Linked DNA regions of Homo sapiens: region 1 is linked to region 2. Evidence: chromatin loops called from intact Hi-C (ENCODE). Cell type or tissue: K562. All regions are shown on one strand.

What was found. A loop is a pair of places that touch in the nucleus more often than their neighbours do. Peaks named below come from ENCODE experiments on the same cell type or tissue, not always from the same donor. Only the 100,000 strongest peaks of a DNase experiment are listed, where the experiment ranks them.
Region 1: it touches region 2 in a loop (2.7-fold over the local background); 1 of 110 quality-filtered maps calls a loop at or near these places.

The regions. Positions count from the first base shown.
Region 1 is chr6:11,829,409-11,837,408 of GRCh38, reverse strand. No RefSeq gene overlaps it. Among named protein-coding and RNA genes, the nearest start is that of ADTRP, 55 kb to the right of the region's middle. RefSeq lists an enhancer at 2,788-3,087 and silencers at 3,310-3,500, 3,348-3,577. In K562, no CTCF peak of the experiment used is centred here; a DNase peak (open chromatin) is centred at 3,068; H3K4me3 peaks cover 488 bases.
Region 2 is chr6:11,927,828-11,935,827 of GRCh38, reverse strand. It overlaps LOC107986570 (a long non-coding RNA gene), which reads right to left and starts at 1,798. Exons shown (of 4, transcript XR_001743976.2): 1 at 1,437-1,798. RefSeq lists a silencer at 1-199. In K562, no CTCF peak of the experiment used is centred here; DNase peaks (open chromatin) are centred at 3,997, 4,387 and 5,372; H3K4me3 peaks cover 490 bases.

The sequences.
Region 1 (8,000 bases), 98 kb after region 2:
AGCGTGGGATCTGCTGAGCTAGACCACTTGGCTCCCTGGTTTCAGCCCCCTTTCCAGGGGAGTGAACAGTTCTGTCTTGCTGGTGTTGCAGGGACCACTGAGGTATGAAAAAAATTCATGCAGCTAGCTCAGTGTCCACCCAAACAGCTGCCCAGTTTTGTGCTTGAAACGCAGGACCCTGGTGGTGCAGGCACCCAGGGGAATCTCCTGATCTGTGGGTTATGAAGACCATGGGAAAAGCATAGTATCTGGGCTCAAATGCACCATTCCTCACAGCACAGGCCCTCATGGTTTCCCCTGGCTAGGGGAGGGAGTTCCCCAACCCCTTGCACTTCCTGGGTGAGGTAACACCCCACCCCCCTTTGGCTTGCCCTCCATGGGCTGCACCCACTGTCTAACAAGTCCCAATGAGATGAACCAGGTACCTCAGTTGGAAATGCAGAAATCACCTGCCTTCTGTATTAATCTTGCTGGGAGCTTCAGACCAGAGCTGTTCCTATTTGACCATTTTGCCCAGGTCCCCTCAGCTGTGCAGGTTTTGATGCCACCACTTAGGAGACTGATGTCTTCCAGCTTCCAATATTCCAATATGGCTGGTTCAGTTAAGAAGAAACTGATGGGGGACCAGGCACAGTGCCTTGCGCCTGTAATTCCAGCACTTTGGGAGGCCGAGGTGAGTGGATCACTTGAGGTCAGGAGTTTGAGACCAGCCTGACCAACATGGTGCAACCCCATCTGTACTAAAAATACAAAAAATTAGCCTGGCGTGGTGGAGAGAGCCTGTAGTCCCAGCTACTTGGGAGGCTGAGGCTGGAGAATCACTTGAACCTGGGAGGCAGGGGTTGCAGTGAGCTGAAATTGTGCCACTGCACTCCAGCCTGGGTGACATAGTGAGACTCCATCAAAAAACAAACAAACAAACAAAAAAAAAAACTGATGGGGAAAAGAGAGAAAGTGTTGAATAGAGAGTGGAATAACCTAGACTGAGCCTCAGTCCTGCCTTAACCAGCTATATTTCTCTGGAGAATTCACTCAACTTTTCTGAGCTTCACCTTCCTCCAGAAGAGGAGAATTTGGTGGTCTTTATCAATTTAAAAATGTATATCAACATGCTTTCTAAGGCCTATATTAACCCTTTCAAGCTGAGGGATTATATTCTAAATCTAAGGTCCAAAAATCCAGTTTTGCTTGGTTCTGTCCAAAGGATGTCTCATTGCCTATCTATTTTTCAGTGAAACAATTTCTTTATCACTGACCATGGCTGCTCCTGTAACTTTCTTGAAAATCTGATGCAAGGATCCTGGTCAGATGAATGATAAACATGTGTTCTGTGTTGTCACCCACAGGCAATGAAGAATGGGCTGATAACCAACCTGAGATGCTCAATAGACATCTTATTGTATCAGGATCAGAATCCTTAGATCCATTGCACATGGCAAATTTAATGAACCTCGCCAAGGGGGTAATGTGAAAACATTAAAGGAAATAATAATTCTAAATCAGATAAGTATACTTTGTCATGCAAACTTTCCTTGTTATCAAGCTTTAAAAAACATAACCCCAATAGGGCCAAATTACAATGACAACTTCTCTCAGGCATATAATTATAAAAAATTAAAGGCACTTAAGAGGTCATTTAATCCAAACCCTACACTTCAGAGACGAGGAAATTGAGGCTCAGATGGGATAAACTATCTGGCCAAGAACTCACAGTTGCTTGGAGACAGACTAAGACCAGAATTCTGATTTTCTGATTCCAAGGCTCATGGGCTCTCTGTTTCACCTTGCTATCTACCCTAGATTTTAGCTGTGTTCTTTAAGCTGTACATTTCCAGAATGACCCTTGCCACTCTTGGGGTCTGTTCTGGTTCCTCACCTACAACCAAGATTACCACCACAGCTTCACTGACTTTGTGAGTGCCTCTCTTGCTTGGAGGGCCTCTGTTCCTAGCCTCTGGAAATCCCATCTCCTTTGATCTCTGTTTTCTTCATGGCCTAGCATTGTCCCTGCATCCAACCAAATGCAATCTGGGTTTGACACAAAGGAGGATTGTTGAAGAACCAGTTAGGAGACTTGTTTCCTCACCACACATTATTTTTGTGTTTTCATGCATCTCTCGGGATTTGAATGTCATTGCTGTGGAACAAATGCTACAGCCATCAGGGAAGCCACCAAGGCCAGAGACAGACCTCAGTGCCAATTGGATAACGCCTTTAGTGGAATTGGGGTCTGAGCCAAACCCTTTCATGTTTCCTGCTCTTAAAAGGGCATGCTGAAAGACAGGAGGGAAAGGTGGCCAGTCTAGCAACCCCAGGCTTCAGGACTGGCTTTCTCCTCTTGCCAGTGAGCAGTCAAACTACAAGAAGAAAAAAATTCATGCTGCCCCACCCCTTTTTTTAATGTCCAAAGAACATCAATTTTAATTTAAATGATTTCTGGAAAATGAATTGTCATTTTTTCTGAGAGAAAGGAAACACGGTCATGTTTGCATTCTCTTAAGAAGATGCAACAGCAAATACTTTTGGTACATACATTACAGGAAAAAAGTCAATAAAAAACAAGAAGAGCAAGATAAATGGATGATCATATTGATCTAAATAGAACAAAGACAGTTCCAAACCCATAATCTCTAAAAATCATTACACACACACAAGCATGCACCTATCTTTAGGAGTTTTTACCAATCGATAAGCAAAAACATGTATTAAATACCTATGTGTATATAAAAGGCACTGAGCTAGCAGCTTTTTTCTGATACCTGAATTCCAAAATTCAAGGGGTCTTATTACTAGCTAAAGGTAGTACTACCTAAGCAAGAAAAGAAAGAAGGCAGTATTGTATCCCATGCATACTCTGATACAATGTTCTTCAAGACCAGGTCACCCACCTGTTGGTTATTTTAAGAAGGGGAATTCTGGCGGCAGCTGGGACTCTGCCATAAATAACTTAGACGTCAACGTTCTAACACTGAAACCTTCTTGTCACATCTTTCTAAATGAATTTTGGAGGTATCTCAGGCAACTGGTCTGTCCAGAGCCATAGAAAACGGCAGAATCATGCTTATGTTCATGACCATTTTCTTTTTATCTGCCCTCTCCACCTGCAAGCTGGCTGTGGGCTTCGAAGAACTTTCCTTAGTGCGAAGGGCTGAAGAACAGCAACAGCACACAATCATCATTGTTACTATCTCAGGCTATTGACATCAACTCAGTCAAATAATTAAACCCACTCATATTTCAAAAGCTTCTAGTAACTATCATGGCCATTAATTTTAACCTCAAAATTCCACTCTCGGCATTTGAAGTTCTGCCAGAGTTCCTGATTACTTTGAATATTTGTCTCCTCCAAATCTCGTGTTGAAATTTGATCCCTTGTTGGAGGTGGGGCCTGGTGAGAGGTGTTTGGGTCACGGGGGCGGATCCCTCATGAATGGCTTGGTATCCACTTGTGGTAATGCAGGAGTTTTTGCTCTATTTGCTTACCTGAGAGTTGGTTGTTTGAAAGGGCCTGGTACCTCTCCCCTCTCTCTCTTGCTCCCTTCCTCTTGCTAAGTGATGCCTGCTCTCCTTCATCTTCTGTTGTGAATGGAAGCTCCCTGCAGCCCTCACCAGAAGCAGATGTTGCCACCTTGCTTTTTGTACAGCCTGCAGAACTGTGAGCCAACTAAGCCTCTTTTCTTTATAAATGACCCATTCCTCAGGTGTTCCTTTATAGCAAATGCACTGAGATAACGCCCAACCTCCCTGTGACTATGCTTCTGACCCACTGCAGCTTCACTGGCTCCTTCCTCACTCTGATTCTTCACCTGATTCACTGCTTCCTATTCTAATGGCTTTCCTGTTACCAAGAAGAGCTCAGTATCCACCTGTCTCCCCAAAGGCCTCCCTCTCATGCGAACTGAAAAAATCTTGGCTGGGCGCAGTGGCTCATGCCTGTAATCCCAGTACTTTGGGAGGCTGAGGCAGGCAGATCATGAGGTCAAGAGATTGAGACCATCCTGGCCGACATGGTGAAACCCTGTCTCTACCAAAAATACAAAAATTAGACAGGTGTGGTGGCACACACCTACAGTCCCAGCTACTCGGGAGGCTGAGGCAGGAGAATCGCTTGAACCTGGGAGGCAGAGGTTGCAGTGAGTCAAGATTGTGCCACTGCACTCCAGCCTGGTGACAGAGCAAGACTCCGTCTCAAAAAAAAAAAAAAAAACTTGACCTAAGAAGTGTACTATACATCCATGTGACACATATGTCTATGTGTGCAAGTGTTTTCTACATCATGGTCATTTGTAGGGAGGCTCACCTGCCCAGAGGTAAATAAAATTCAAGTTATTCAAAACCATGACATTAATGAATTCAACCTTAAAACTAGCATTAAAAATAACAACAAACACTCATGTTCAAGTGGGAACTTGAGCCACTGTCTTAATGTTTCTTCCAAAACTCAGCAAAAACAGGTTCTTTAAAGTTGATTTGAATATCTTTTGTTTATTTTGTTTATCGCTTGATTGGGACTAGAACATTTTTGTTGCTGTGCCCTTTTTTTCTCAGTATGTGTCAATGCACAACAATTCAGTTGGCTTTGACTGGCACTGGCATTTTCTCCCAATATGGGCATTTGCAAATAGGAAGAACAAACCGCATACATGTATATGTACATACCTTTACATATAAGCTCAAGCACAACTAAAACCCTACTTTTGTGAATGAGATTTAATCACTATATATCACATCTTAAATAAGAATTGTATAATCTTTAAAACATCCTAGTACTGAGTCTCATACTTAGAAGGTATTCAATAAATGTTTGCTGTAGCAACCACAGAAGATTTAGCTCACAAAAAGTCTAAGTGATTATCAATATAGCAGACCTTAGTGGGAACCCTTACTTATTATTTGATTTCCAAATATGAAATACATTCAACATCACCTTTGTTTTCTTCCATGGATTTCAAGAAGGTCTTAAGGGCTTTGGAGTTTCAGAGCCCCCCTTTTCTTAAATTGCTTTTCTTCTATGCTGTATATTAACCTATGGTTTTAAAAGATACTAAGCATATCCAAATAATCATCTGATTTTATAAGAAGAGAGTTGTGTTCATGGAAGTGTTTTTCCTACTACCAGTGAAAAGGAAGAATTTTCTGATAATTGTCTGGCTATCTGAGGGTCAGTGGAACAGATTAACTGACATCGACATCTCACATGTCCTCAACAGGAATACTTCTGAGCTGGTGTCCTTCACCCTTTCTAGGAACAAACAACTAATTTTCAAAGCTAGCTTTAAGTAATATTGATACGGAAGTGCTGGGAAGAGAAGAGTGTGGTCGCTATAAATGACAGGGAAGTGGGGGAAGAGAAGTGCTGGGTAGAGGAAGGGCGTGGCCCCTGGCTAGGGCTCCACCCCCACAGACCTAGGTGAGGACAGGCACTTCTGCCTTCGCGCCCAAATGTTGCATTTTCCAAGACCACACTGACCTGCCACGCCCCCATCCTGGGCCTATAAACACCCGAGACCCTAGCAAGACAGAGACAGAAGCAGCTGGAGGTCCAAAAGAGCACATCGCGGCGGAGGAACGCACTGGCCCCAGCTCTGGCGTGCCGATAGGCCACTGACCAGCAGAACGACGTGGAGTTTGCCGGGGCAGTCTGAGGAGAGCCAGGGCCGGTGGCGGACTCCAGGGGAAAACCATCTCCCTTCTGGCTCCCCCATCTGCTGAGAACTCCCCGATAAAACCTGTGCACTCACTCCATTCTTCAAGCCCACGTGTGATCCGATTCTTCCAGTCCACTAAGGCTAGAAACCTCAGGATACAGAAATTCCTCTGTCCTTGCGACAAGGTAGAGGGTCTAATTGACCTAACACAAGCTGCCTGTGGACGGCAAACTAAAAGAGCACCCTGCAACATACTCCCACTGGGGCTTCAGGAGCTGTAAACATTCACCCCTAGACACAGGCCGTGGGGTCGGAGCCCCACAGCCTGCCCGTCTGTGTGGTCCCCTAGAGATTTGAGCAGCGGGGCGCTGAAGACGCCAGCCACTCCCCTGTCGTATACCCTGCTAGTCGGACAAGGGAATCTTTCCTGTTTCAGTATTTAACAATGATAGTCATTCTTTGGGCAGAAGTTTTGATGCTGCTTTGCTTCAACTAGTTTAAGTAGATCTATTCCTTGGTTATCTAAAGAACCTGGTACTCCTCTCTCTTGCTCTCTTCCTCTTGCTGTGTGATGCCTACTCTCCTTCGCCTTCTGTGAGTGGAAGCTCCCGGCAGCCCTCACCAGAAGCAGATGCTGGTGCCATGCTCCTTGTACAGCCTGCGGAACTGTGAGCCAAATAAGCCTCTTTTCTTTATAAATAAGCCTCTTCCTTTATAAAGATCAAGATTCATGAAGCAATAAGAGTAATTTATGTTAGTTTAGTTTGAACATTTATGACGCAGCCAACTAAGAATCTCATGAAAATATATATCATGGAACTGAGCACCATGTTCCTGGTCTTGTTCTTCCTAATGTTTCTTCCAGACACAGACACATATGTTGTTGGGTTTCTGCAGGAGTCACTTGCAGAAGAGGAGAGCTCCCAAGGAGGGACTGAGCATCAAAGGTGGGTAAAATGTAACTACCACTGCCAGATCGGCTGCATGCATTTAACAGCTCCTAGTAGCGCTGTGAGAGTCATGTAGGCACTGCAAATCCAAAGAAGGCTCTGGGGACTCTGACCACATCCCTCTGTGACATTCTGCCACATGTAGGCGCTGGGTAGGCAGGCACATCTCCAGTCAAGGACCTCCATGAAGAAGAGGTCCTTGTTCCTTGCATCTTCCAGGACAAGAGATCTCTAGTGGGACCAGAGCAAAAGGATGCTCAATTCCATATAATTAAAAAGTCAATTGAATGAAATATCTGGATCACTAACTCACACTCCTATACCATGGATTCTACTGGATGATACAAGGACAGTGTGTTGTCTGTCTTGTCCAGAACGGTATTCCTAGCAGGCAGTCCAATGCCTGCTGCAGAGTAGGCATTCAGGAAATAGATTTCAACTGAGCAAATTGCATGAGCTGTTGGGGTAGGGGTAAAGAAACTGCGGTATCTTGTTTCCACAACTGCTGACGTTGGTTCACAGCTGTCAGGTGCTTCAGCTCCAAGGTCAGCCCTGAAGGGCAGCTGGTAAAGGCAGTAGCATTCACCCAGCCTTAGGCCTAATCTTTAATTATTCCCTTTAAGCCTGTTGCTGAATGGAGCTCCTGAAAGCACTTCTGCAGACATCAGTGGTGTTAGAATTGCCCAGTGCTTTCTGCTAAGGCTAGCGTTTCTTGGCTAACACTGTACTTGGTGTAACTTGGCTTGGATGCATGGTTGATCCCTAATGTGATAACATGGTTAAATGGTGGCTCACGTTTTCTTTTCACCTTAACAAGACTGAGGACTCTTGGGAGTTTACTATTCTGTAAGTTTGCTAAAGTTCGTTGATTTTTCTTCTCTCTTCCTGACCACATTAATTTGGAATAGAAGATATTTGCTTATTCACAACACTCAAGTCAGACTAAATATTCACTTTTGAGTGTGTATGTGAGTTTACTATCAGTCAAAATTCTTAAAAAATGAAAAAAAGTCAAAATGTGCCCTTACCGTAAGTATGTAGACAAATAATTTATTAGAGAAATACCATGGAAAATCTATCTAGTAGTTAAACCAGAGAATAAAAATCAGAAAATTATTTACTTCATTTGCACATACTAAAGTAGCTGGTTATCTTTGACAAATCAGTTAACCTCTCTGCAACTTGGATTTGTTACAGAGGTGATCAACAGTTTAATCACTCTGAGTTAGTAGACTGAGAATACCTTCTGCCCACCTGAGGGCTTTCCTTTGAAGAGATGCCATTGTTTTATATCCCAACTTATCGGGTTTCTATGTTTGATTGGTGGGAAGACAGTGCGTTGCACAATGCCTGGTCCATAACAGATGCTCAAGGAATATTTGTTGACTCAATTAACGAATGA
Region 2 (8,000 bases):
TTGTATTTTTAGTAGAGAGGGAATTTCACCATGTTGGCCAGGCTGGTCTCGAGCTCCTGACCTCAGGTGATCTGCCCACCTCGGCCTCCCAGAGTGCTGGGATTACAGCTGTGAGCCACCGTGCCCAGCCGAGAACATGGAGTTTTTAGGTCCTCCCTGTCCCAGCATGTCAACAGGCAGCAGGGTCATGGAGTGCAGTCTGCCTCTTGGTGCCTCACGGTCCCATGTTACCCTCTCCATGGTCCCGTGTTACCCTCTCCATGGTCCCGTGTTACCCTCTCCATGGTCCCGTGTTACCCTTCACCACATTAGATACAGGTTGAGATCTCCGTTATACCAAGGACCTCACCTACCTTGAGCATGTCATCCAGAGAGACCTCTCTGAATCATCTTAAATACTTCATTGACATGTCATGTTCAACTACGCTACCATACAGGGCATTCCTTCATCTGCTGAGTACCTATCATGTGAAAGTTCCTTTGAGGTGGGGGATAAAAAGAATAGAAAGGGACTAAAAAATAATTCATCAAAAGTGAAGTACTGATGGTTCTAACCAGCTGGATCACTGATATTATATACTTTTATGAAACTAGGGATGTCGTAACAGATACATAAAGTACTCTAAAAACTGATTTGGGGAGAAAAAATGTTTATGGAAGATGTCTCATAATGCTTTAGGAGTATCTACTGCTGAAATCACTGAAAAGGTCATGTATTAAATAGATCTGATGTAGTCAAAAGCATCTCATATCTTCCAACAAAATGAACAATGGATCCTTCTTAGCAACAAACCACTGAGAAAAGAATTGTGCTTCTCATTAGGCATTCTGTAATTCCGCAGTCTATCTTCTGAAAGGCCTGTACAAGGTAAATCTTTCTTTCCTTTTTCTATCTTATATTGAACGTGGGGAAGGTTAAGGCAAAGAGCAAGAGCTTTCTTTGTGAAGGCACTACAGATAGGGCTAAATTGAGTTCCTCCTACCTCCGCTTGTTATCAAAGCTGCCCATAGTACAAAAAGTACTCTTTGCCACACAGATTTGTACTTGTAAATATGTTGCAAAACCTCGGTGAGACTTGCTAGGGCAGACCAATCTCGTTTGTGCAATAACAATCATAAGTGAAGGTTTAAAAGTATTCTCGCATCCAAAAATTATCCCATAAACTGGATTCTACCTTACTTACATTTTCCCAAATTCGCTAGGCCTTTCCTGAAATTCAATATTTTTAGCTTAAAAATGAATATGTGAACGGTCTACATGTTCACAGGATGCTCAGGAACAGAAGGAACCAATGAAAGAGCCACCAGGTTAAAGCCTTCTTTGAAAACAATTTGCAATTAAAGGGCAATTGAAAAATTGGTGAAGGGTTTGCATATAGAACCTGCTTGTTTTAAACTATTGTGTCCGGAATTGGTCGGTTCTCGGTCTCACTGACCTCAAGAATGAAGCCGCGGACCCTCGCCGTGAGTGTTACAGCTCTTGAGGTGGCGCGTCTGGAGTCTGTTCCTTCTGATATTCAGATGTGTTCCGAGTTTCTTCCTTCTGGTGGGTTCGTGGTCTCGCTGGCTCAGAAGTGAAGATGCAGACCTTGGCGGTGTTATAGCTCTTAAGACAGTGCGTCCGGAGTTGTTTGTTCCTCCCGGTGAGCTCAGTGGTCTCGCTGGCTTCAAGAGTGAAGCTGCAGACCTTTGTAGTGAGTGTTACAGCTCATAAAAGTAGCGTGGACTCAAAGACTGAGCAGTAGCAACACTTATTGTAAAAAGCAAAAAAAACGAAGCTTGACCTCAGCGGGTTGCCACTGCTGGCTGGGGCAGCCTGCTTTTATTCTCTTATCTGGCACCACCCACATCCTGCTGATTGGTAGAGCCGAGTGGTCTGTTTTGACAGGGTGCTGATTGGTGCATTTACAATCCCTGAGCTAGACACAAAGATTCTCCACGTGGCCACTAGATTAACTAGATACAGAGTGTGGACACAAAGGTTCTCCAAGGCCCCACCAGAGTAGCTAGATACAGAGTGTCGATTGGTGCATTCACAAACCCTGAGCTAGACACAGGGTGCTGATTGGTGTGTTTACAAACCTTGAGCTAGATACAGACTGCCTATTGGTGTATTTACAATCCCTGAGCTAGGCATAAAGGTTCTCCAAGGTCCCACCAGAGTAGCTAGATACAGTGTCCATTGGTGCATTCACAAACCCTGAGCTAGACACAGGGTGCTGATTGGTGTATTTACAATCCCTGAGCTACCCATAAAGGTTCTCCACGTCCCCACCAGACTCAGGAGCCCAGCTGGCTTCACCAGTGGATCCCGCACCGGGGCTGCAGGTGGAGCTGCCTGCCAGTCCCACGCTGTGCGCCCGCACTCCTCAGCCCTTGGGTGGTCAAGAGGACTGGGCGTCCTGGAGGAGGGGGCAGCGCTCATCGGGGAGGCTCGGGCCGCACAAGAGCCCACGGAGGGGGTGGGAGGCTCAGGCATGGCGGACTGCAGGTCCCGAGCCCCGCCCCGTGGGGAGGCAGCTAAGGCCCGGCGAGAAATCGAGCGCAGTGCCGGTGGGCTGACACTGCTGGGGGACCCAGTACACCCTCTGCAGCCGCTGGCCCAGGTGCTAAGCCCCTCAATGCCCGGGGCCGGCAGGGCTGGCCGGCTGCTCCGAGTGTGGGGCCCGCCAAGACCACGCCCACCCGGAACTCCAGCTGGCCCGCAAGCGCGGCGCGCAGCCCGGGTTCCCGCTCGTGCCTCTCTCGCTCGCGCCTCTCTGGCTCGCTCCTCTCCGGGTTCCCGCTCGCGCCTCTCGGTACACACCTCCCTGCAAGCTGAGGGAGCCAGCCGGCTCCGGCCTTGGCCAGCCCAGAAAGGGGCTCCCACAGTGCAGCGGTGGGCTGAAGGGCTCCTCAAGTGCCGCCAAAGTGGGAGCCCAGGCAGAGGAGGCGCCGAGAGCGAGCAAGGGCTGTGAGGACTACCAGCACGCTGTCACCTCTCACCATTTTGCATTAAAGCATCATTGACTAATCCATGGCACCAACAGCAAAGAAAGTGAGTAAAGCATACATACTCTTAGGCTATTTCTGGATGAGGTTTTTTGTTTGTTTGTTTGTTTTATAAGATACCCCACAATAGGTAATGGCAGAATGGCCAGGCCTAGAGCCTAGAACCTTCTCCCTCTGGCTCCCTGCTTCCTGTACCACCTGGCCAGGAGAACATGCAGACACAGAATTTCTTCCTCCAAACATACTTTGTAGGTGAAAATGTGGTTGACTTTGGATCTTCTAACTTTTTCCATGACCACTTTCATGCTTATTTATGTAATCATTCTAGATCATATTTATAGGATCACTCTTTCTGGTTTTAAAATTTTCTCTGTAGCCGGGAGGTGGGGATGGTTAATGGGCACATATGAAAAAAAAAAAAAAAAAAGAACAAATAAAACCTACTATTTGATAGTACAATAGGATGACTAGAGTCAATAATAATTGTTTATTAAAGAATGTAATTGGATCTGCTTATTTCACATTGCATGGTTGTATCAAAGCATCTCATGTACCCCATAAATATATATACCTACTATGTACCCACAAAATTTAAAAAAAAATTTAAAAAAATCTATTTTTTTCTCTGCTTATGTTTCCGGGGAGTCTTCATCAGAGCTGGCCTTTTGGACTGAATTCAGAGTCTAAATTGAGTCTTCACTAAATCAAGGCTTGGAGCTGGCTCTAAACAAAACTGGGGGTGTGAAATGTTCAAAGTTTAGCCCTCCTGGGCCCTCATGTCTGGAACCTCCTTCTTAACCTGGTATTTCTTCCGTTTTGGTCTCCCTTTTCTTCCTCTTACCTTCTATTAGTCACTATTCCCAATGAAAAGACTCTCCAAGGCCCTGGAGCACCTGGCCCACCTCTCCTTGCACCGGCTCCTGTATGCTTGGGCCCCCTCCGAGGCCTGACTTCACTGGTAGGTGCTGGGGGCTGCCCCGGTCTCGAGCTTCCTTTGATCTCCAGGCACAGACTGTGCCTTCTGGGGACAGTGTGCATCACGCGTCATGGAGGGAGCTTGTCACAGAGAGCAGACATGCTCCTTTCAGCTCTGTGCTATTGATTCTTTAGGTCTAGTATGAGGCCTGGGAACCTTCATATTTAAAAAACCTCCCAGGTAATTCCGATGCAATCAGAAGATACTTATTTTCAAATGGCCGCTTGTAGTCCAAGAAAAGCTCAAATATGATGAATTTTAGACAGGCAGGTGGAGAAGGTGGGCCTCTTTGGAAGCACTGGCTTAAACTGATTAAGCTTTGAGGAGGCCCAGGACCCAGAGCAAGTCTTTTCCAAGAATAATATGCTGTTGGGTCCGAGCCCCCACCAAGTCCTTCTACTTTGTTTGCCTGAAGGGAGCTATAGAGGATGTTAGAGATAAGGTCAGATGGAAACTAGCTCAGGTGCAGCCAACTGATAGCCAGGCAAGAAGCTTCTCTATGGAAAACTCCCCTCTGAGTCACAGAAAACATTTTTTTGAAACACTATTTTTTAGGAGAGAATGCTTCCAAATTGACAGTAAATGTACTCAGCCATTTGTAGAGTTCAGCCATCCTCAGGCTTTTTGGTCTCAGGAAACCTACATTCTTAAAAATAATTGACGACCCCCGAGAGCTTTGTTATATGCAGGCTGTTTCTATCAATATTTATTGTATTCGAAATTAAAACTAAGAAATATTTTCTTCCTTCCTTCCTTCCTTCCTTCCTTCCTTCTCTCTCTCCCTCCCTCCTTTCCTTCCTTCCTTCCTTTTTTTTTTTTGAGACAGAGTCTCACTCTGTCTCCTAGGCTGGAGTGCATGATCTCAACTCACTGCAACCTCTGCCTCCTGGGTTCGAGAATTCTCCTGCCTCAGCCTCCCAAGTTGCTGGAATTACAGGCATCCGCCACCACACCCAGCTAATTTTTGTATTTTTAGCAGAGACAGGATTTCACCATGTTGGCCAGGCTGGTCTCGAACTTCTGACCTCAGGTGATCCACCTGCCTCGGTCTCCCGAAGTGCTGGGATTATAGACATTAGCCACCGTGCCCAGCCTAAAGCTGAGAAATCTTTTCAATTATTATTTAATTCATTTAAAATAACAGTAATAAACCATTATTTTAATGTAGATGACATATTTTTATGCAAAACAATTTTATTTTCCCAAACAACAATAATGAGGAAGAAGAATGGCATTGTTTTACATTTTTACCAATCTCTTTAATATCTGGCTTAAGAGAAGAGAGCTTGATTCTCATATCTGTTTCTGTATTCAGTCAGTTGAGCTGGTTGTGATGTCACAGTTCATGTTTACTACACCCTACACACTCGTGGGACAATGATACTTACAATGCAGAGTAACATATTGACATTCTTATCAAACAGTTTTGACCTTGAGGAGCCTCTGAAAATGTTATGGGGATCTTGGCACCCACAATTTGAGAACCACTGGATAGCTCATCCTCCCCTTCCTGTCTTGTTTTTTGGATCTTGTATGGACAGGACTTTAGGTGCAGATATAGCGGAATATTTTTCTTTGTGAACACAGCTTACTAATAGTAGTTCTTGATACTACTTTTATGAATGTTCTTAAAAAAACATGTTCCAGCTGTGTGAAAATCATTTTCTTTTTTTTTTGGAGATGGAGTCTCTCTCTGTCACCCAGGCTAGAGTGCAGTGGCACGATCCTGGCTCACTGCAACCTCTGCCTCCAGGGTTTAAGCAATTCTCCTGCCTCAGCCTCCCAAGTAGCTGGGATTGCAGGCATGTGCCACCATGCCTGGCTATTTTGTATTCTTAGTAGAGACAGGGTTTCTCCATGTTGGCCAGGCTGGTCTGGAACTCCTGACCTCAAGTGATCCGCTGCCTTGGCCTCCCAAAGTGCTGGGATTACACGCGTGAGCCACCACACCCGGCCACGTGAAAATCATCGTCTTTTGCAAATGTCTCTGTGTTGAACAATCTTCATGAGTTGAATTTAATCTCATATTGATTATTTCAAGGCAACATTCTATTTCAAAAAGCCTGGACTTTCTGGGAATTAAATAAGGAATCTAGGAGCTGATAATAAATGATGAAGGAAGGTGTGACTCACTCGACTCCTTGGGGGCATAATTCGCTCTGGAGATGAGTTTTGACGAGTCGCTGGAATGGTGCATCATGGAACAGCAGCTGGATTTTGTTTGCCAAATAAATGTCAGAAGTGGAGGGATATCCCTTACCCAGTCCACTGAAGATTAAGAATAATGCGATCATGGAAGTCTATCATTAACCTTGTGGCTAATATAACAACTATATGAGAACAGACTCATTCTCTCTCTGTCTCCCTCTCTCTCCCTCTCTCTCTCTCTCTGTGTGTGTATGTGTGTGTGTGTGTGTGAGTGTGTTGGAGGGTGTGATGCAGTGGTTCACAGTATTGTGACACATACGTGTTTATGACACAAGTATAAACAGTCTAGGGAAAATATAGCTTACTCTATTAATGTCTTAGGAACATGCCAATGGCAAACCTATTTATTCTGCCTTTATGGATAACTCGTCTCTTCTCTCTATATGCGTGTATATAGTTATTTGTTGTAATTATCTTTCCAATTAAAAAAAAGGACGGGGCGTGGTGGCTCACACCTGTAATCCAGCACTTTACAAGCTAAGGTGAGAGGAAAACCCAGGAGTTCAAGACCAGCCCTGGCAAAATAGAGAGACCCCATTTTACAAAATAAAATAAAATAAAACAAAATTTAAAATTAGCCAGGCATGGTAGCAGGCACCTGTACTCCCAGCTACAGGAGGGTCGCTTGAGCCCAGGAGATCAGGGCTGCAGTGAGCTATGATTGTACCACTGCACTCCAAACTGGGTGACAGAGTGAGACTCTGTAACTCAATAAAATAAAATAAAATAAAATAAAATAAAATGTTACTCTGGGTCAGGTTGTTTTATGTTCAGTGCGCTGGTTTAATGGGAACTGTGGTATTAAGTGCATGTCAGAAGTGTGTCTTCTCTTGTGATGTCTACAGGGCCTGGGCCTCTGCTTTGCGCACAGCTATCCCCCAATCAAAGCCAGTAGAAAACACATCTTGATTGTGATGGACATGCAGGTTCCATCAACCATTCTGCAGTTACAGAACTGTAATAAAAAGCCGATCTTTTTATTATACCTGTATCAACATTTAAAAACTAATCCCAGGCTGGGGTGCAGTGGCTCGATCTCGGCTGGCTGCAAGCTCCGCCTCCCGGGCTCACGCCATTTAAAAAAAAAACAAAAAACAAGAGCTATTCCACTTTCTTGTAGACAGAAACTGATCAGAATGTGTGTATTCTAGAATATTAAGTGAAATTAAGATTTTTTTTTAGATTTTGAAATTTTAGTCCTTCATATCTTTGCAGTTAATGCCCATATTTCTCCATTTTTATTTTAAAGTCCAATTTGAAGAAAATTCCTTTGATTAAAAAAATTTACTTGTACATATAAAACCTTTTTAAATATTATTATATGTAGACTTGATTATTATTTTAACAGAAGTACTAAATGTCACAACTATTATTTCCGTAATAATATGGAATCTCAATAACCTCAATATATTCTTAAACAAGAATACTGACCTCGGAACTTCCCATAGGTACAAAGAACTGCCCCAGTGAAGGAATTACTTCCCTATCCCAAAGAGCTGCAGGACCGCTCTGTCCCTCTCCGTCAACAATGTCCCTCGCAGCTGTTCTCTTTAGGCAACGATCGTGTCCTGGCCACAGAAGCTCTGAGCATCTCCTTGCCACGGCTGTGTCAGGACCCCTGTACACCATATGTGCCTCTACAATCCTGCCCTTCCTAGTGCTTCTGCCCACACACTCAACACACTTCTCCTCTGCCCTTATTCTATTTCATCATTAGTCTCTGTTCGTCTTTTTCATCCCGTATCAGTGCCTGATCCTAGTTTTTTATTCTCTTCTAAAACACCTCCTCCTGGCCTCACGGTGGGCTAGCTTTCAGGACCTGCGA